Regions from separate parts of the Homo sapiens genome. Here all the other regions are linked to region 3. Evidence: read pairs that join two places in POLR2A ChIA-PET (ENCODE). Cell type or tissue: A673. All regions are shown on one strand.

Region 1 (5,000 bases), 360 kb before region 3:
TTCCTTTATAAATAGACTTGGAATAAGCTTTTTAAATGGTTTCAAAAGTTTGTGAGGATGGAAGCACAGCTCTGAGAGTAAGATTGGGTATGCATCTTTCAGATATGCATGTATAGTGTCTAGTTTTATAGCCCACACACATTTTTAAGCTGTATTTCTTTTAAAAGGAACTTAAATATTATTTTGATTTAAAAATTATATTTTGGGGAAAAAGTCTAGGAATTATGGGACCATAACAATATAATGCCATGAAGTTACAACCTTATAGTGGTGTTCTCTCTGGGCATGTTAAATAAAGTTTGATTTATTGAAATGGTTTTTTTAAACCATACTCTTAATTCACTGCACATTTAGGCCTTATGTTTTGCTTAATTCTTATACTTGAGATCTAGCCCAAATGCCGTATGTGTGCTTGCTTGTATAGCTTACTTTATAGGGAGGGCTCTTTCATTTAAAACTCAGAGAGGGTAAAAAGCAGAAGATAACCTTTGAAGAAGAGACATAACATTACCCACCAAATGCCAGAATTTCTAAAGGAAGTTGGATCTGTTGAAAGGAGCCTCTGTGTTCCTAAGATGGGTTGGTTGGGGCCATGGAGGTCTTTGGTTTTATATTCTTGGTCTTGCCTTTTAAAGAGGAAATGCAGCTCCTGTGAAGCAATGGCCTGACATTGGTAGGGTTGAGGTTCAGAACTTGTTCAGCCTGTGGACCCTGGGATGACCTTGCATTAGTCATGTGTCTGTGGGCCAGCACCTCATCTCATGCCCCGTGGGAGGGTGGTGCTCTCTCTGAGGTTCATGTTTGGATGAATTACTAACCACAATGAAGCACCCTCTTGAATCAGGCTTCTGGATTGTGGAGCAAAATAAAAAAAGTGTCCTTCTCTCACATATTTTTCCATCAGCCCTGCTTGCCTGCGTGTGATCCTTTTATTTCCTCAGCTGTGGGGCAAAGGATCTATCACTCTTGTTCAGTATTTAAATACGGAAGACATTGAAAGGGTAAGCCCTCAAGCATATAAAGCCCCTTATAAAGAACATTGCCATTCTTGTGCTCTCAGACGTGCATGAATCTTTCAAGACACCTTTCATTTTCATATTTATTGGGCAATATGAAGTTTGTAATTTATTTTGTTGAATTGTGAATATATTTTTTCATGTATTGGGCTGAAGCACACAACATTGCTGATGTCTGACCACTTTCAGTTTATAAAAATAGCAATTTCATATGGTTCCCTCTAGGGAAAGTGAAGAGAAAAATCTGCCCAGTCTCCTTTCCCTTTAATGAATCTTTATTATCCTGCTGGTGCAGATTGCCTGACTCTCCAAGTATAAATCGGGAGGGAGGAGGACTAGCCTTGAGTTGTTGACTGGGTTGTCATAGCTAGCCTGGGCTCTGGAGTGAGGATGGTCAGTGTTGGGCACAATTAATTCATCCATAGAAGGAAAAGATGTTGAGCAAAATATCTCAATGAAGTAATGGATTCAAATGGTGTCAGGAACATCTAAACAGCACAGCAGTTGCTTCTACATCAAATGTGACATTTGGCATTGAGGGTAAGTTCACAGAGCCAAAGCTAAACTCAGGTCAGGATTTAACACTGTTAAACCATTTTGACATGTGGCTTTTATTTGTTAATGAAACCAACTGCATTTGACCTGCTAAACATTAGGAGAATGAAAATATAAGAAAAACATAGATCCTTATGGGAAAAAGATGCAAGTAGAATTATTTTCACTGAGTGGAAGATGGAGATGGAGGTGGGGGTCTGAGGATAGAAAAGAAAGTAAAAATATTAAACTAAGAGAAGAGTGAGGATAATTGCCAAGGAATGTAGCACCGCAAAAGGTCAGTGTGTTCTTGGATAATGCTAGTGGCTATAGCAGGAGGTAAGCATGATTAGAGGTGCTGTGTCCTTTCCACAGCACGCCTCCAAGGAGAGTGAAGACTCTAATCAAATGCCTGGTCTGCCAGAAGTAAGAAATTGGGTGACGTTGGGTAGAAAAATATTTTATAGGTTTGTGACAAATTGTCGTACCTCTAAATCCAATTCATAGCTTATATATATATACACAATCTTACAAAAAAATCAACCTAACAAAGCATCGATCCACATATATCCACATTTCCTTTCATGTGGACTTAGTTTTTGTTAAGCCTTAATCAGGTTTTAGTATTGCCTGTAAACAGATATCTTGCTGAATGTGAGAGCGGTTTCTAAAAAGAAGATACAGCCCCATTTCTGGTCTGTACTTTTCTGCAGCTTATATATATATTTAAATAAACCTAGTGTTACCAGTTTTGATTGGTCTATTTCTGCTGAATGTTCCTCAAGGAAGAATATTATTATTGGAAAGAACCTGACATGTACTGGTTGTGGAATGGAGGAGTGAGCGATCTGAACAAATAGTTAACTTATAATGGTTAACTGTTTTCCTTGTAAAAGTCAAGATAAGATATACTCAGCAAGCTTGTGAATTTTGAGTGCTGGGAAGTCCTGGATTCCTGCAGAGTCATTGTGAGGTTTGCTTTTATTGGCCTCTGTTTCCCATGCAAGGGACAATTGTATAAATCCCCCTCTCCCTGCACCCACCTCCCTCCCATGTTGGTTTAATCCTTAGGCTGTTTCCTGCCTGCCCCCCTGGGAAATGCTGGTAAGAATTTCTTAAGATAGAACTTCCAGGGTCTTTATCTAGTTCTTCTCCCAGGCCAACCATTGGAACTTTCCTTTTGGATATGTCTCATTTGTGCAGCAAGTTTAACAGAGTGTTATATGCAAGTTCTAACAGGCAATGCTATATAATGGAGCATCCAAGACTGATACCAGTGTACTGGCTTTTTAAAACCCTAGGCACAAAACCTCACTTCAAAAGAGGAAAAATCTAAAGGTAGAAAGACTGCTTTTGGTCAGGGGGCTAAGTTAGATTCCTCAAGTCTCACTGTACAGGCAAGTTTTCATTTTTGTTTAGGGCTGTAGAATAAATCTTATTGTGCCCAATATGGAAAACAGATCAAAATGTTAAAGGGGAGTGTTGTGGCTTAGAGTCTCACCCACTCTGCTCTTTTCATTTCTTCTACTTTCCTGGGAAACCTTGAAAGATTTCACAGAGCCCTTGGGGTTGTACAGAGCACCAGGGCAGAGAATTGGTTGGGCCAATATTCTCAAATATAGTAACTCTTGATTATTTTTATTAAGACCCACATGATGATGTAGATCTGTAGAGAGAGCAGATAATAAGATAAGTAAGATAAGAAGCATGAGTAACAGGCCTGGTTCAATACACTCTCAAGTGGCCGAGAAAGCTTTCTGACTTCTAAATATGTTGAACACTTTGTACAAGTGGTTTGTGAATGTAGGTTTTCTGAGAAAGATAAGTGAATAAAAAAGAAACAGTACCAGGCTTGGGTCACTTTTATCTCAGGAGGAAGAGGCTATTGTTCATCCATGGAAAAAAGGGCCGATGAGCTGCAATTTTCAGCCTAAACTCTCTTAAAGATGGCTGGTCAACTTTATGTCAGACACAGAGTTCTTTCTCCTCTAAAAACTCATCATTGATTTGGGAGACAAGACATAGACAGATTAAGTAGCTGACTGTCAATACACAGCAATCCAAGGTAAACACTTATGGAAGTGGCAGAGGTACCTGCTGCTGAAAAGATACTTGAGTGTTGAAATAGTCAAGGAAGCTTTTCTGATGAAAATATCCTATGAACAGAAATGGTTAGAGAGAGTTCGTGTGCTAACTATATTCTTTCTGTGAGGATTAGGCTAGGTGGTTAGAGGATACAAGTGGAGATAAGAAATCTTGGCCCTGTGGCGAGGCCTCTTGTGCACAGGAGAAATAAAACAAGCAGGTTTCATGGGTGGACTGGAAGCCATGGAACAGCCACGTCACATGGTAATCAGGAACCTCAAAGGACAGTTGTCTATGGTCCACCAGCAGCAGTGGCTCATGGGTGATTCTTCTAGGGCTGATCATTAACGTGACTCAGACTTGTTGTGAATGCTCATTTCTGTCTTCAGCTCACTTTTTAGAGCTTGACTGGTCTTGGTGAGGAGCCATTCTGGCCTAGTCAGTTGTGGACAAGTGGACAGATTCACATAGTACAGGCATAGAAATTTGGATGTCTGTGGCGCAGTGGCTCCATGCCTGTAATCCCAGCACTTTGGGAGCCCGAGGTGGGCAGACCACGAGGTTACGAGTTCGAGACCAGCCTGAACAACATGGTGAAACCTCGTTTCTACTAAAAATACAAAAATTAGCCAGGTGTGGTGGTGCACACCTGTAATCCCAGCTACTCAGGAGGCTGAGGCAGGAGAATTGCTTGAACCCAGGAGGTGGGATTTGCAGTGAGCCGAGATCACACCACTGCACACCACTGCACTCCAGCCTGGGTCACACAGCAGAGCAAGATTCCGTCTCAAAAAAAAAAAAAAAAAGAAAAGAAAGAAATTTGGATGTCTGCAACTCTTAAGGCTACTTCCTTCCTTCCTTGGGGTGCTGTGGCAGGGACCCCTTTAACAGTGCCTGAGGTCGTGGCACTGGCTCCCCACTCAGGCAGTATCCATTGTGGAATATGTGTTGTACCCCAAAGATCTACCTTATATTGCACACTTTTGGGTCAGGAAGCACTCACTAATTAATTCTGTCTTACTTTTCATATTTGTTTTTTAGAGGCCTTTTTTCTTAGAAATGCATATGCAAACACAATGTAAACATATATCAATGCCATTTTCTACATGATTGTCAGGATTTATTATATAAAAGGATTGACTTTACTGATATTCTAATAGAATAAATCTGCCTGTCTTGCATTCTTGAAAGATCTCCTAAAGGTAGCAACAAATGATGGGATCATTATTAAAGTAAGATGAATGTGTTGTCAGGGCCTTGGAGAAACATAAGCATAATACTACCAGGAGAATTGTAAGTTCTTAAAAATGGTCAAGACCCTCAAAGTCATCTTGCCCCAAACTAGGGAGAGTTCATAAAAATCAT
Region 2 (5,000 bases), 520 kb before region 3:
GTTGGTCTCGAACTCCTGAACTCAAGCAATCCCCCTGCCTTGGCCTCCCAAAGTGCTGGGATTACAAGCATAAGCCACTGCACCTGGTCAAGGTAATGATTCTTATATAACAGGGGAGGGGAGCAATTTTGCTCCCCAGGGGACATTTGGCCATATCTGGAGACATTCTTAGCTGTCACAACTGGTGCAGGGGTTGGGGGAAGCAATTCTCATGTGGTGGATGGCCGGGGATGTTGCTAAACATCCTACAATGCTTAATACAGGCCCCCATCACAAAGAACTGTACATCCCAAAATACTAGTCATGCTGAGATTGAGAAATCCCGAGATGAAGTATTGAGAAGAAAGCCCGTCTTGTGGCAATTGCTCAGTGTTACCTATCATTAATAAGCTTTGAGTAAGAATGACATACATCTGACACATAGTTTACTGAGTGAAAGAGATGGAGAGGAATCTTCATTTTATTCTCTGATAAGCCATACAAATGACATTTCAGCCATAAGGGCTGGCTTCCAGGCTTTTTGTTGTTTAGAAGATGCTGTTATTATTACTATTATTTTGAGATGGAGTTTCACTCTTGTTGCCCAAGCTGGAGTGCAATGGCACGATCTTGGCTCACTGCAACTTCCTCCGCCTCCCGGATTAGAGTGTTTCTCCTGCCTCCACCTCCTGAGTAGCTGGGATTACAGGCGCTCACCACCATGCCCAGCTAATTTTTTGTATTTTTAGTAGAGACGGGTTTCACCATGTTGGCCAGGCTGGTCGTGAACTCCTGACCTCAGGTGATCCACCTGCCTCGGCCTCCCAAAGTGCTGGGATTACAGGCATGAGCCACTGTGCCCGGGCTTATTATTTTTATAATCTAGGTAAACAAGTAGTTTCCAACCATAACAAATGCTGGCCTTTTGGTTGGGGTAGTTTGGAATATACCCAATTATGCTTTCTCAGTGAATGAAGTGAATGAATGAATAATTATAGAGGAAGCTCCAAGGCACATGGTGTTAGGAAGATACTGCCCACTGACTCTCCTTTCAGTAAACCTTCAGATTTTTGCTGGCACTGTCACCAGTAACTTGCATCTATGGGCAGACAGGTGGGCAGCCCCCGGGAGGGCTCAGGAGGGTATAAAATCTCTCAGAATGGCAAGGAGAATTTCCCAAAGGATCTGATGGCATCCTCAGCCAAAGACATAATGCCATCAGCAAAGTGGTGAGGATGAAGGCAGGGCACCTTGGTGGGTATAGAAAACAAGGGAAGCTTGTCTTTCCAACTGCCAAAATGCTGCTAAGCCTCCCCCTTTTTGTAGCTCTCTGTGTCCGCTAGGTTACATCTTAACCTGTATTAATGTACCTTGTATCCTTTGCCCAGGTCTGTTGGGTGCCTTTCTGTCACTTTTCTCCTAAAGAAAACAGATCCAAGTTTAAAAGGCTTCTGTTATTCTAGGAGGACCTAGGTCTCTGCAGATAAGCCTCAGCAGCTGGGAGTGGCACGGGGCTGGGGCCAATAGGGTGGGGGGCCAAGGAGAGTGGGGTGAGGAGAGGCAAGGGAAGGGTGGGAGTTCTGGATGGCTGAGTGCCTGTAGGTCTGGTTTTTCTACACCAACCCCCCTTTAAAGAGATCAGCTATAGATTATGTATATGTATCTATTCTTTGTAACATTGTCATTCCAAATATCTCATGTTTTTCCCTTAAATCATTTCATTGCTGGGGAAAAATGGTGAAAATCACTGGCATACACAGATCCAAAATCACCCCTTATTTATAGATTGTAGCCGATTAAATAGTTTCCCCAGAATTCACTATTCACTGAAGAGTTCAGGGTGTCCAGAAAAAAGTTAAGGCAAAAGCAGGATTATTTCCAACAATTAACACAATCTATTCCGTTTACTCCAGAGAAGGCTGATAAACCACCTTAGAGGGCTTCTGCCCTTCAGGGACTCTCAGGCACATAGTCCTGTCTTTGAGTTTGAGTCTGAGGGGAAGCTGAGATGAGGCTGAGATGCAGGTGAGATGCATGCCAAGGCTGTGTGATGTTCCGTCTCTCTGGAATTAGGACAACCTGCGTCCTTCTCCTGTGAACATCTATGGAAGCAGCACCATAAACACTCGGGTGAGTGCTTCTCAATGATTTCCACGAGTGGATAAATGTAACTGATTTGCCTCTTACAATAACACACAGATCCTCCCATCTCCAACGAGGGGCTTTGCAGGATTCTGATTGAACACTAGATGCCGCTGTTGACTCACTCTGTGTTCTGTGAGCTTCAAGATCTCATCCCTCAGTCCCCATCAGGAGAGACAATTTTTAAAAGCCTGAGTCAATTAACGAAGTTCTGTCTATTTTTCCTCATTTAGTGATTGATTTAGAGGGTTTTTATTTATTCATTTTTTGGTGAATTTCAGAGGTTGTCTTTTTCTTGGAGAACATTTGGAAATTGGCAGAAAATGAAACAACGAAAGGGCATCGATGTCTTTTAAAGAAGAAAGGTCAACTCAGACTAAAGGCTTGTAAATAAGATCATTTTTGGATTTCTGAGTTTCTGCCCCAGAAAAAATTCAAGTAACTCTCAGGCCTACCTGTTTCTCTAGTTCTGTAGCATGCCAAATTGTGTTTGTCTTCGGCATGTATTTGAATATTATAATCTGAGATATGCCGGATAGCTGCCTCTACTGCATTCCAGGTTGCTAGTGTCATTATTGGTTTTCTACTTTCTAAAGCAACTTTTTACTTTGGCAAATTTTTAAAACAAAAGGGGAAAGACTAGTGAAGTGTGCTCCAAATACCCATTCCTTTGAAACCTACCAAATTTTAAATAATTATCGAATTAATTTTCCTCTTAGGCAGGGTGGTAAAGGGGATGCCTCTCTCAAAAGGCAGATTACTAAAAGTGATTTGGAAACACAGAACATTGCAAATAAAACCGGAGAGCCCTTGCTTCATTTTTCTGTCTTCAAAATTCCTTGATTCTTCCAGAACAAATATGACTCAGACTTGGAGAGAGCTTTATCTCTGTGCTTCAATAGCAAAAGTACTCAGAACATTTATCATATTGCATTGAAATACACGTTTACATTACTGTGTCCCTGTCCCCCAGAAAAGAAGACCTCTTTTAGGGTAGCACCAAATCCTGGTCAACTACAAATCCTGGTCGTCTTTGTATCCCTGTGACCTGATCTTTTCATAGTGATCGCGCCACTGCACTCCATCTTGGGCAACAGAGTGAGACCCTGTCTCAAACAAAAACAAAAACAAAAAGCAAATATTTATAGAAGGTGTTTGAATAAAAAGAAAAGATTGGATCCAGTTTCTAGTGGGTAAGGCAGATGAGAACAGAGTAGACAAACAAACAAGGTAACTACAATTTGCAAGCAGTGCTGTAACAGGAACACTGGATGAGATAAGGTGGAACTGAGTGGGGCCCCTCTGCACAGGGTGGTCAGGGGCCTCTTCTCTGAGAGAGGTCTGAGTTGGGACCCTTAAAGGATGAGTCACAGCCAGTCAGTCATGCAAAGATGTGAAGGAAGAGGGGCCCAGGCAGAGGGAACAGCAAGTGCAAAGGGCTGGAGGCGATAAAGGCTTTGGCATAGCTGAGGGCGAAAGGGAGCAGAGCATGTCTGGAGTAGCTTAGGGGGTCATGATGAGCAGAGCGCTGGAGGCACGAGGAAGGGTGGATCTTCAGTTCCTGCCTTGTGCGACCAGAGAAGGGTGTCTGCCTTGGAGAGCCAGGAGCTGACTTATGTTGTGAAACAATAACTTGCCATGCATTGCGAATGGATCAGAGGATGGCAAGAATGGGAACAAGATGTGTCAGAATTGAGAGAGGGTGATGGTTTGGACTAGGTTGGTGGCATTGAGGAGGAGCATAAATGGGTGAAGTGTGAGGTGTATTTTGGAGAGGTAATGGACAGGAGTTGCTGATGCATTTGAATTTGGGGGATGGTGCAGGAAGAGGAGAAATCAAGGATGACTCATAGCTTTCTAGCTGTGGCAGAGTGTGGGGCCATTTGCTGAGTTAAGGATGTCTGGGAGAAGAGGCTAGATCAGAACAGAATCAATTTTGGATCATTTTGATGAAACACCATGAGTTCCTCCCCAGACCCCCAACAATTGGAGAACTTATTTTGTTTCTAAGCACAATATTCTAAGTAGAATATTGTGGGGGTTTTTTTGGTAACAGCTTCATTGAGGTATAATTCACATACTATGCAATTCACCTATTTTAAGTATATAATTCAATGGTTTTCAGCATATCCACAGAGTTGCAATCAATTTTAGAATATTTTCATTACCCTAAAAGAAACTGTACCCTATTGCAGTCACACCTCCTTCATTCTTCACATCTACCCTCCTCATCCTAAACCCTAGGCAGCCACTAACGTAGTTTCTGTTTCTAGATTTATGTGTTGTGGACGTTTGTGTAAGTGGAACCTATGGTTATATGGGACCCTTGTTCCTGACTTCTTTCACTTAGTATAATGTCTTGAAGATTCAACCGTATTGTCGCATGAATCATAATTGTATTCCTTTGTATTGTGGAATAATTTCCTTCATTTTTATGAAATAATATTGCATACAATATTATAACATTTTATGCATCCATTTATCAGTTAATGGGCATTTGGGTTTGTCTTAGTCTGTTTGGCTGCCACAACACTCGCTTCAGCCTGAGTGGCTTAAACAACAGACGTTTATTTCTCACAGTTCTGGAGTCTGGAAGTCTGTGATCAAGCGGCTGGCTGATTCAGTGCTCAGTGAGGGAGCTCTTGCAGGACGCCATCTTTATGCTGGATCCTCCTGTGGCAGAGAGAGATGATCTCTCTCCTGTCTCTTCTTCTAACGGCATCAATTCCATTCGCAAAGGCTCCTCCTTCTCCCTAATTACCTCCCCAAAGCCCCACCTTCAAATATCATCACAATGGAGATTAAGACTTCAACATATGAATTTTGGAGACACTCCGTTCATAGTGAGGTGGTTTCCACTTTTGGGGTATTATGAGTAA
Region 3 (5,000 bases):
TCAGGAAAAATTTAAGCTGTTAAAATTATTCTTTTTCTAAATTTCTAAAGTGGAGGGACAGAATTTTTCAGATTTAAAAGGGCCTCCTAGGTGCCCAGAAAATTAGTGGAAAGAACCACGTCTAGACGCATCTTTGATGTGTCAGAGTTCCAAGGATAAAAAGAAACTTTTAAAGTCTTCTATACTCAGCCAGGTTATCAATCAAATATGAGGGCAAAATAATATTTTCAGACAGATTTTAGGCAGTTTATCTTCCATATATCCTTTTCTTTAAGGGTATTTGTAGATACACTCCAGAAAAACAAGAGTGAAATATGAAGGAAGTTGTGGGGTCCAGCAAACAGTGCTTCCAAATCAGACCCCTGATAGAGGTGGAAAACTTTGCAATGCAACAACTGCGTAGCTGGCTTAGAGGACAGCCAATACAGATGGAACAGAAAGATGAGGATGGGATTGAGGGATCAGGGATTGAGGTCTCCAAGAATAAAAAGGGACTTCATGGAAAAAGTAGGCTTGTGGATAATTAATCACAGGGGCAAATAATGCAGTTAAAATAACAACATGACAATCAGGTGGAGGAATGTATAATAAACCCAAATGTGGCTGGGTAGAGTGGCTCACACCTGTAATCCCAGCACTTTGGGAGGCCAAGCCGGGCAGATTACCTGAGGTCAGGAGTTCGAGACCAGCTTGGCCAACATGGCGAAACCCCGTCTCTACTAAAAATACAAAAATTAGCCAGGCTTGGGGGCGCACGCCTGTAGTCCCAGCTCCTCAGGAGCTGAGGTAGGAGAATCACTTGAACCCAGGAGGCAAAGGTTGCAGGGAGTTGAGCCAAGATCGCGCCATTGCACCCTAGCCTGGGCAACAGAGCGAGATTCTGTTTCAAAAAACCCCCAAGTGTATTATAAGGCAATAATTCCTATACGAAGCAAACTAAAATGCAGCAATATTAAGGTATAAAAACAAAGAGGAATAATTCCATTGAACCTTGATTCTGGAAACTTTGATCCACCCAGCAGTCATGATGTTAGACTCATTGAAAAGAATGTATTTCTAATGCATGATGCGATCGGTCTATAGATGTGTCATGGAAACTTGGTTGCAACTTCAAGACAAAATAAAAAGTAAACATTTACATGAAAAATGGTGGATATGGAAGGTGGAGAAGAGAGGAGATAACAGCTTTATCTTTCAAAATAGAGAATTGAGAGATGGTACCAAAAGCTGATGAAGTAAAAAAAAAAAAAAAAAAAAAAGATACTTAATATAATACTTTAAATTACAAATATAAACACAAGAAGAACAAATATAATGATACAAATGTCAGACACTGGGAATGTCCAAGATTCTGGAAGGAAAGGGTGGTATTATTGAGCTAAATCCTCAACTTTGTCTGGGCACAGTGGCTAAAAATTAGCCGGGCATGGTAGCATGCACCTGTAGTCCCAGCTACTTGGGAGGCTGAGGCGGAAGGATCGCTTGAGCTTGAGAGGCGGAAGTTGCAGTGAGCCAAGATGGCACTACTGCACTCCAGCCTGGGAGACAGAGAAAGACCCTGTGTCAACATAAATAAATATATAAATAAATCATCAAGTCTCATATTAAAGACTCTGTAAATATGACTTATTGTTGACAAATGAAACAAATAGAGGTGTAAGCATGTTGTCTACATGGAGGCAAGACCAGAATAATAGAAAATGGAAACAGATTCCCTTAAAGAGGGGAATCGTGTCTTTCTCATTGGCTCAATGTAGTCTCCGTAGAGTCTAGAATGCTTCAGCACCTGGCACACTGCTTAACAAATGGTGAATGAAAAAAAAAAAAAGAAAAGTCATTCTTTTTCTTCTTTCACCCTATGTCCATAATCTGGCCATTTGCAGAACTTGATGTCCAGTGATCGAAATCAACAGCATCAGTGCATCCAATATCTTCTAGTCTCTCATCTTCTTATTACATCATTAATTTTATTTACTTTAAAATTAAGGATATCCAAAGTATTATGTGAGACCATTGCAATGGGAGACTTAAAAGTGGTATAAAATGTACTTTGGGCCAGGCGCAGTGGCTCACGCCTGTAATCCCAGCACTTTGGGAGGCCAAGGTGGGCGGATCACGAGGTCAAGAGATCGAGAGCATCCTGGCCAACATGGTGAAACCCCGTCTCTATTAAAAATACAAAAAAATTAGCTGGGCATGGTGGCGCATACCTGTAATCCCAGCTACTCGGGAAGCTGAGGCAGGAGAATCGCTTGAAACCAGAAGGCGGAGGTTGCAGTGAGCCAGGATCACGCCACTGCACTCCAGCCTGGGCAACAAGAGCGAAACTCCATCTCAAAAAAAAAAAAAAAAAAGTACATTGAATTGGAAAGTCTTCAAAAAGCAGCAGTGATGAATTTTTTGAGATTTTTAACAATTACAAAAATTCAGGGTTTTTTCTAATGGATGCCACCTGAGACTTTATTTTCTGTTATTTTCTTGTAATAACTAACCAAACAAGCTCATGTTGAAAAATGATTACTAAATTTGAGCTAATTGCAATGACTGGTTTCAAAATTTTCCACAGTGTATTTGAGTTAAAATTTCACTGTGAAGAGTACTACGATCACTCTCGCTTATTCCAAAAATATAAATGGACACTTGAGTATTTGAATTATTGAGGAAATGGTTGACTGGGTAATTTTTAAAAATCACTGGGCACAAAAAATATATTTTGACTTATATTAGTTTAGAGTATTTACACTTGAAAGAGTCTCATCTTTTCTGAAGGGTGTTTCTTTCATACACATTTTATTGCACTGAGTTTTGTGACCCATGGCATATTAATGAAGCTGAACAGGATGTGAAATATAAACTGGAAGCAAAAGATTAAATAAACCAAAATTGCATTTTTTCTGTAGTCTTGTCCAAAATTGGGTAACCACTTCTGATGGGGTAGCTCATATCCAAGAATGAGTCACAAAACCAGACTCGTTGAACCTGGTATATGATGAGTCACAAAGCAACATTCTGCCTTTGTTTTTTCAGGACAAGAAACTTGAATTGTATCCCACTGAGTTAAAAGATAAAATATATGGCATTGGCATTTCTGTACTTCAGAGAGGAATATATCTGTTTGTGGTAGGAATAAAAAATAAGTGAGAGAGGCAAAGCTTAGGTTCATCATATTATGTTACTGATATAACACAATTAACTTGGTAAAAGTGAAGGTGTGGGTGGGCGTGGTGGCTCACGCTTGTAATCCCAGCACTTTGGGAGTCCGAGGCGGGTGGATCACCTGAGGTCGGGAGTTCGAGACCAGCCTGACCAACATGGAGAAACCCCATCTCTACTAAAAATATAAAATTAGCCAGGCATGGTGGCACACGCCTCTAATCCCAGCTACTCGGGAGGCTGAGGCAGGAGAAGCGCTTAAACCTGGGAGGTGGAGTTTGCAGTGAGCTGAGATTGAGCCACTGCACTCTAGCCTGGGCAACAAGAGCAAAACTCTGTCTCAAAAAAAAAAAAAAAAAGTGAAGGTGCCCAGTGTCTGCAACTATGTCACCCCGGGCATATCACATATCACTCTGTTTTTCCGTCTGTAAAACGGGAGCAACAATGCCATTGCCTTATCATCAGAAGGATATGGAGACTAAATGGGAGAATGTAGGTAAACAGCACAGAGTATGGGTATCAGTAAGTAAACTGCAGCAGTTTGTTGATGTTAACAATAGTTAGCATTATATCTAACTATATCTAACGATATAACCATTGGGAATCCAGTTTTCCATGATTTTCCTCTAGAATGGAGCTGCCTAAGTCCTGCTTAAGTCATTTTTCTTTGAAGATTACTGAACATCATCTTCAAATGTTCATCCTTGTAAACACGTGTGTGTGTGTGTGTGTGTGTTAATTTAAATTTTCAGAAAAATTCTGTAGGCCGTTGGAAGGAAGCTACCATACCAGGCCACTTAAACTCCTACACCATCAAAGGCCTGAAGCCTGGTGTGGTATACGAGGGCCAGCTCATCAGCATCCAGCAGTACGGCCACCAAGAAGTGACTCGCTTTGACTTCACCACCACCAGCACCAGCACACCTGTGACCAGTATGTACACAACCACCCTCATGCCTCCTACCCCCGAGGTTCCTAGAGCTAGGCTCTCCTGAGGCAATGCTTTCCTTCTCAATTCATATTCTTCCAGGAGGGGCACCAACGTTTTTTAAAATGATGTTGGCGACGAGGACGGTAAATTTTCTAGATGACTGAAGGCTGACTTTCCCCTTTCTGTGACTCTCTAGGCAACACCGTGACAGGAGAGACGACTCCCTTTTCTCCTCTTGTGGCCACTTCTGAATCTGTGACCGAAATCACAGCCAGTAGCTTTGTGGTCTCCTGGGTCTCAGCTTCCGACACCGTGTCGGGATTCCGGGTGGAATATGAGCTGAGTGAGGAGGGAGATGAGCCACAGTACCTGGGTAAGCTCAATATGTCGCTCAAGACAGGTTCAGGGCAGCTGCTGGAAAACTCTCCTTGTGGGGGTGGGTGGCCTCTAGGCAGGTGGTATCTGTGGTTTGGAACTGGTTGACAGCTCAGACTGAACAAACCACCCTCTGGCATGAGGAAGGGAAGGACTGACTCTTTCTAAGAAGTGGCCGGGTTTTTCCCAAGCCACTGTCACATGTTCCTGGTCCCTGATGCCAGCTGCATCATGCGCCTACCTGTGCACAAGTTCCTACAGCAAAAGCTGTGTTCTTGGTGGAAGTAATTACCAGGACTGCAGCTGACAATGTGAGCACAGTACGGTCACTCATACTTTTCAAATTGTTATGGTGAGGGGCCTTTAAAAAACTTCATTGGCGCACTGAAGTGTGTGCCATCGTAAGCACTGAGTTCAGTGAATTTGAATTCTTATAAAGTGAACACACCACAAGACCAGCACCCAGATCAAGGAAAAGAATATCTCTCTACCCTCACCCCATCATCTTCCGCCAATAATCACTACCCTGACTCTTACTGCA

What was found. ChIA-PET counts read pairs that join two places held together with the same protein. Peaks named below come from ENCODE experiments on the same cell type or tissue, not always from the same donor. Only the 100,000 strongest peaks of a DNase experiment are listed, where the experiment ranks them.
Region 1: POLR2A ChIA-PET joins it to region 3 with 8 read pairs; 4 of 35 experiments call an interaction of 5 or more read pairs at or near these places.
Region 2: POLR2A ChIA-PET joins it to region 3 with 5 read pairs; 2 of 35 experiments call an interaction of 5 or more read pairs at or near these places.

The regions. Positions count from the first base shown.
Region 1 is chr2:215,769,712-215,774,711 of GRCh38, reverse strand. All of the region lies in intron 1 of LINC00607 (long intergenic non-protein coding RNA 607), which reads left to right. Among named protein-coding and RNA genes, the nearest start is that of LINC01614, 54 kb to the right of the region's middle. RefSeq lists an enhancer at 2,372-2,666. In A673, no CTCF peak of the experiment used is centred here; a DNase peak (open chromatin) is centred at 2,591; H3K4me3 peaks cover 308 bases; H3K27ac peaks cover 4,124 bases.
Region 2 is chr2:215,928,679-215,933,678 of GRCh38, reverse strand. No RefSeq gene overlaps it. Among named protein-coding and RNA genes, the nearest start is that of MREG, 82 kb to the left of the region's middle. In A673, CTCF peaks have their summits at 2,027 and 2,227 (motif pointing right); a DNase peak (open chromatin) is centred at 2,238; H3K27ac peaks cover 485 bases.
Region 3 is chr2:215,409,020-215,414,019 of GRCh38, reverse strand. FN1 (fibronectin 1) reads left to right here. Exons shown (of 46, transcript NM_212482.4): 14 at 3,906-4,086; 15 at 4,281-4,457. Among named protein-coding and RNA genes, the nearest start is that of FN1-DT, 24 kb to the left of the region's middle. RefSeq lists a silencer at 2,840-3,134. In A673, no CTCF peak of the experiment used is centred here; a DNase peak (open chromatin) is centred at 2,869; H3K27ac peaks cover 1,365 bases.